Linked DNA regions of Homo sapiens: region 2 is linked to region 1. The links are chromatin contacts, found by Hi-C or POLR2A ChIA-PET in ENCODE. All regions are on one chromosome and are shown on one strand. Each heading gives the region's core, a stretch centred on a gene start or an enhancer-like site at or near the end of the contact. The rest is flanking DNA. Distances are from core to core; before and after follow the strand shown. Region 1 holds the start of CDKN1C (cyclin dependent kinase inhibitor 1C). Region 2 holds the start of CARS1 (cysteinyl-tRNA synthetase 1).

Region 1 (2,793 bases), core at 290-2,789:
AAGAATGGCCCTGGCCCCTCTCCTGGGTTAACGCCCTGTCCCATCCAGTTCACCCCCCTCACTTCAGATCTCGCTTCCCTGAGACCCAGAAGACCCGCCCTGCTCCCCCAGCTGCAGCTGCACACTGCCACAGCATTCCATGGGGGTGGGGGTGTCTTGGGACTCAAAGGCAGGCTGGTTGGGGTTCAGGGGACCGCACCTTCCCTCCCTCCCAGAGGTCTCTCTGCTGGCTCACAGGCTCACCTGAGATAGGGGCTTAGATCTCATGGGCTGCTGGACCCTCCAACAGGTGTCTGACAGTCCCCATCCCGATCTGGGAGGCTCCTGGTTTGAGGAGGGGGCTCCCTGCCTCATGGTAGGTGGGCCAAAAGGGAGGCAGCAGGAAATAATGGTCTCTTTTGGTCTGGCCTGGCTGGGGTGAAGCACCGTGTGTGTGCGTGCGTGTGTGTGTGTGTGTGTGTGTGCGTGCGCGCACGACCGAGGTCTGTACCAGGAAGGGCTGCAGGCGGGGGAGGGGCATGGTCCTTCACAGCCCCTTCCCCTATGACCTCGGGCAGATCTTTCACTTTTACCCAGTACAACAGCTTCCAGCCAGCCTGGACAGGCAGATCCCGGGGCTGGAGTGGTCTGGCCCAAGGCTGAGAAGGGCTGGGACCCCCGACAGTGACATGATGGGCTCAGCCCCTGTTCCATCTACTGGGCAGGGTGGGCCTCCGCAGATAGCGGCTTCAGACTCCAGCTCCAGGGGGCTGGTGGGAGTCTCTCAAGGTGTCCCACACATGGTCCCTCGGGGAAAGAGTGGAGCTGACCCCTGTCCCCCCTCCCGACTCGAGGGCCTTAGGGCCAGCAGGTGTGTGAGGGCTCCAGGCGCGCGGAGCCCTCGAAGGGACACCAGCCCAGCAGCAGCAGGCCGCGCGGGGGCAGCCGAAGACCCCATCCGGCGCAGGCCAGGGCCGAGCTGGCAGCGGCGGGTCCAAGCCTCGTCAGCTGGCGCAGGAGGCCCACGGGCGAGCGCGGGACGGAGCTGGGCGCCGGGGTCCGGACCGGGCCGGGGTCGAGTTGGGCCTGGCCGGACACCGGACCCGCCAGGAGCCGGCCCCTGCCGCGCTGGGCTGAGGCCCCCGCCTGCAGACAAAGGAGCCGGCGGGGGGCGGGAGCCGGGGGGGTGGGGGAGTGTTGCAGGGGGGATGGGGCGAGGGGGCGGGCGTCGCGGTGTCACGTTACCGCCCGCAGCGCCCTTTAACTCCCGCCCCCGCCCCGCTCACCGCCCCCTTCCCCTGCTACAGCGCGCTCGCCCCGCGGCCGCCAATCAGCCGCGCGCCCCGGCCGCGCGCCCCGCCCCGCCCCCGGTGGGTGTGCGCGCGGCCAATGGGCGGTGCGCGGGGGCCGGGCCGCGGCGGGGCGGGGCAGCGGGGCGGCCGCCAATCGCCGTGGTGTTGTTGAAACTGAAAATACTACATTATGCTAATCGCGGCCGGGCCCGCGCGCACGGGGGTGGGGCCCGCGCGTATAAAGGGGGCGCAGGCGGGCTGGGCGTTCCACAGGCCAAGTGCGCTGTGCTCGAGGGGTGCCGGCCAGGCCTGAGCGAGCGAGCTAGCCAGCAGGCATCGAGGGGGCGCGGCTGCCGTCCGGACGAGACAGGCGAACCCGACGCAGAAGAGTCCACCACCGGACAGCCAGGTAGCCGCCGCGTCCCTCGCACACGCAGAGTCGGGCGGCGCGGGGTCTCCCTTGCGCCCGGCCTCCGCCCTCTCCTCCTCTCCTTTCCCCTTCTTCTCGCTGTCCTCTCCTCTCTCGCTGCCCGCGTTTGCGCAGCCCCGGGCCATGTCCGACGCGTCCCTCCGCAGCACATCCACGATGGAGCGTCTTGTCGCCCGTGGGACCTTCCCAGTACTAGTGCGCACCAGCGCCTGCCGCAGCCTCTTCGGGCCGGTGGACCACGAGGAGCTGAGCCGCGAGCTGCAGGCCCGCCTGGCCGAGCTGAACGCCGAGGACCAGAACCGCTGGGATTACGACTTCCAGCAGGACATGCCGCTGCGGGGCCCTGGACGCCTGCAGTGGACCGAAGTGGACAGCGACTCGGTGCCCGCGTTCTACCGCGAGACGGTGCAGGTGGGGCGCTGCCGCCTGCTGCTGGCGCCGCGGCCCGTCGCGGTCGCGGTGGCTGTCAGCCCGCCCCTCGAGCCGGCCGCTGAGTCCCTCGACGGCCTCGAGGAGGCGCCGGAGCAGCTGCCTAGTGTCCCGGTCCCGGCCCCGGCGTCCACCCCGCCCCCAGTCCCGGTCCTGGCTCCAGCCCCGGCCCCGGCTCCGGCTCCGGTCGCGGCTCCGGTCGCGGCTCCGGTCGCGGTCGCGGTCCTGGCCCCGGCCCCGGCCCCGGCTCCGGCTCCGGCTCCGGCCCCGGCTCCAGTCGCGGCCCCGGCCCCAGCCCCGGCCCCGGCCCCGGCCCCGGCCCCCGCCCCGGCCCCGGCCCCGGACGCGGCGCCTCAAGAGAGCGCCGAGCAGGGCGCGAACCAGGGGCAGCGCGGCCAGGAGCCTCTCGCTGACCAGCTGCACTCGGGGATTTCGGGACGTCCCGCGGCCGGCACCGCGGCCGCCAGCGCCAACGGCGCGGCGATCAAGAAGCTGTCCGGGCCTCTGATCTCCGGTGAGCCCCGCACGGCCCCGCCCCGGCCCGGCCCGGCCCCGCTTTGTCCGGCCGGCCGGTCCCCCCAGCCCTCGGGGGCCTCGCTGGGTTCCCGCCTCCTCCCGTGGCATTAAAGGGCCCGCAGCGCTCAGGGCGCGGCTGCGCCCTTA
Region 2 (2,868 bases), core at 296-2,795, 170 kb before region 1:
TTCTTAGTGCAAGAAAGGAAGGGCAGGGCAAGCCTTAGCCGAATGTTTATCTCTAAGAGGCTTCTGACTCTCCTGGGCGCCTCCGGTTCCTTCTCCCAGGAAGGCATGTGGCCGAGCTGGGCTTGGGTGACTCATGGTCCTAGAGTGATGAGTGAGAAACAGGCACTGTGAGAGTCATGGTAGGACCTGGCCAGAACTTCGTCCCCTAAGTCCTGGACTTGGTCCCTCCTTTGGGATTAGTTGGGGTCTCACAGAGCCTCCCACATCCTGGGCAAGTTACAGCACATGCTACAGGATCTTTGCAGAAATGTAAACAAACTCTTTCTTCTTTTTTTTTTCCAGCCACCAGTAGAATTTAGAATTTATTTATTTATTATTTTATTTATTTATTTATTTATTTATTTATTTGAGACGGAGTCTCACTCTGTTGCCAGGCTGGAGTGCAATGGCGCAATCTCGGCTCATTGCAACCTCCACCTCCCTGGTTCAAGCGATTCTCCTGCCTCAGCCTCCTGAGTAGCTGGGACTACAGGCAAGCGCCACCATGTCCAGCTAATTTTTGCATTTTTAGCAGAGACAGGGTTTCACCATGTTGGCCAGGATGGTCTCGATCTCTTGCCCTCATAATCCGCCCACCTCGGCCTCCCAAAGTGCTGGGATTACAGGTGTGAGCCACCGTGCCCGGCCTTAGAATTTATTATGAAATTAGACATGAGGTTCCAAAAAGTAACTAGAAGATTTTTTACTTTTTATTTTTTGAGAAAGGGTCTCACTCTGTCGCCTAGGCTGGAATGCAGTGGCACAGTCGTAGCTCACTGCAGCTTCAAACTCCTGGACTCAAATGATCCTCCTGCCTTGTCCTTTCAAGGTGCTGGGATTACAGGCATGAGCCACTAATCCTGGCTAATAATTTTTCTTGACATATTAAAATTCTGTTTCTTAAATAGCATTTCCTCTCATTTTGGATGGGTGCACGAACCTTGGGTGGGATATCCTTGGGAGGTGACATCATGCACACAGAAGGCAGGAGCCCTAAGGGGGTTGGGGATGGCTCCAGAATGGGGTCTGAGAAGGAGATGGAGAAGCCTGTTCACGCAACACTTCATAGTGGCTTGCTTTCCGCAGGGTCATTGGCAGGGCGGTCCCTAGGCCTGGAGCGCTCTTCCCGCCCATCCCCAGGCCCTGCTCCAGGTCGGCCTCCTGGGAACCATCCCGTCTCGCCAGCACACCCTGTCCCGAGGCCGCCTCTGACCTCCAGGCTGGGCCTGGTCCCCACGGCGCTTAGCGCAATCATGACTTAAACACCTATTACAGGACGCTCAGTCTTTAGTGCTTGTCTCCCCGCGGCTGGGCTGACTACTCCCAGCACGGCCACTGAACGCTTGGCCGCGCGATGCTCCGGAGCGCGGGTCGCCATTGGGTTGAACTACAGCTCCCAGCATGCTCCGGGCCGGCGACATCCGGAGCCCCTGGTAGTTGCCTAGCGACCGGGCGTGTCCCGGAAGACGGGCCCGGCGTGGGGCGCGACTTCCGGGGCGGCGGTTGCATCAGATTCTAGGAAGTGTCTGTAGCCGCAGCTGCGGGTCCGGGATTCCCAGCCATGGCAGATTCCTCCGGGCAGCAGGGTGAGCGGCGCGGCCGGGCCAGGCTGAGGGCGGCTGGGGGCCTGACTGGGCGCTGGGTGCTCGGCTCGAAGGGCAGCGAGTCCTTATGTCTGAGGGGCCCGGGTGCATGGGTTCTGAGGGGCAGCTGTGTCCGTGGTCTGAGGGGCGGCAGTGCCCGAGGTCTGAGGGGTGTCAGTGCGCGGGGTCTGAGGGACGGCACGTCCTTGGGTCCGAGGGGCGGGGGTGCTCGGGGTCTGAGGGGTGTCAGTGCCCGGGGTCTGAGGGACGGCGGGTCCTGAGGTTCGAGGGGTGGCACGTCCTAGGATCCGAAGGACAACGGGTGCCCGGCTCCGAGGGACGGCCACTGGGACCCCTGGGACTCCTGCGTGAGGGTCTGCCAGACCCGTGGCTGGAGCACAGACCCCGCGGGGACCCGAGCCCGAGCGGGGCGCTGCCCAGACCACCCAGCCTCAGTTTCCTCACTTGGTTCCTGCCGAGGTCCCCTTGCATCCTCACCCCGGGAGGTGGCCCTACATCAAACAGCCTTTCCCCAGCCGGTGCCTGGGCGGGCCCTCGCTCCCTCTTGCCCCAGCTGGCCTTTAGGGGGGAGACAAAGGCCCAAGGGTTGTTTTGGTTTTCTGCCCAGACCTGGCAGCTTCCGGGAGGTGGGCGGAGGGCACCTGAGGTTGGTATTTAGGGAAATGGGGCAGAGGACGCCAGGGGTACGCGTACACACAGTAAAAGGGCTTGGGGCTTTACGAAGGCTTTCATCTCCAGTTCCGCAGGCAGTCCACTGCAAGCTGATTGTCAGAGCATTACTGCCCCATTTTATTGCCAACCCGGGAGGTTCCCCAGGGACACAGCTGTGTCAGCTCCCCCAGTCACTCATGTCACCAGCGGGTAGACCTTGAGAGACCAGTGGGTTCTTCTCTCACTGTCCCTCCAGCAAGATTTTAGGTGCTGGAAAGGCAAGAGACTGAATCAGAAAGCCCAGATTCCTAACAGTCTGGAGCAGCCTTTCCAAAGGAAACATTCTCAGTATCTAGTTTTTAATTCTTTTGGCTGGCAAAAATTAGATGCAAGTTCTTGTAAGACACCTCCAGCCCCCACCCTCAGTTTAGATCGTACCAAGATTTCCTTAGCATCTGGTGGTGCCCTTTGCCCCTGAGGGTTTATTGGGTTATAGATAGGTAGTTATGACAACCCGAGTAATCTGGCGGCATGGGGACACCCAGATGACAGGGCTACACTCTTGTGCCAAGTG

The links. A loop is a pair of places that touch in the nucleus more often than their neighbours do. ChIA-PET counts read pairs that join two places held with the same protein, here RNA polymerase II (POLR2A). Pooled maps may share reads with other maps.
Region 2: a map of CD8-positive, alpha-beta T cell shows a loop between it and region 1 (32-fold over the local background). The contact joins the promoter of CARS1 here to the promoter of CDKN1C in region 1. A Hi-C loop is called at or near these places in 4 of 168 maps with a recorded cell type or tissue (CD4-positive, alpha-beta memory T cell, CD8-positive, alpha-beta T cell and naive thymus-derived CD4-positive, alpha-beta T cell) and 12 of 50 pooled maps. POLR2A ChIA-PET finds 5 or more read pairs at or near these places in 2 of 52 experiments (GM12878 and activated T-cell).

What each region holds. Positions count from the first base shown.
Region 1 is chr11:2,884,521-2,887,313 of GRCh38, reverse strand. It overlaps CDKN1C (cyclin dependent kinase inhibitor 1C), which reads left to right and starts at 1,539. Exons shown (of 4, transcript NM_001122630.2): 1 at 1,539-1,680; 2 at 1,848-2,644. The coding sequence starts at 1,858. RefSeq lists enhancers at 42-877, 878-1,713, 1,714-2,549.
Region 2 is chr11:3,056,100-3,058,967 of GRCh38, reverse strand. CARS1 (cysteinyl-tRNA synthetase 1) reads left to right here and starts at 1,545. Exons shown (of 23, transcript NM_001014437.3): 1 at 1,545-1,625. The coding sequence starts at 1,601. It overlaps LOC124902615 (a long non-coding RNA gene), which reads right to left and starts at 344. Exons shown (of 2, transcript XR_007062555.1): 1 at 1-344. RefSeq lists an enhancer at 1,359-1,891.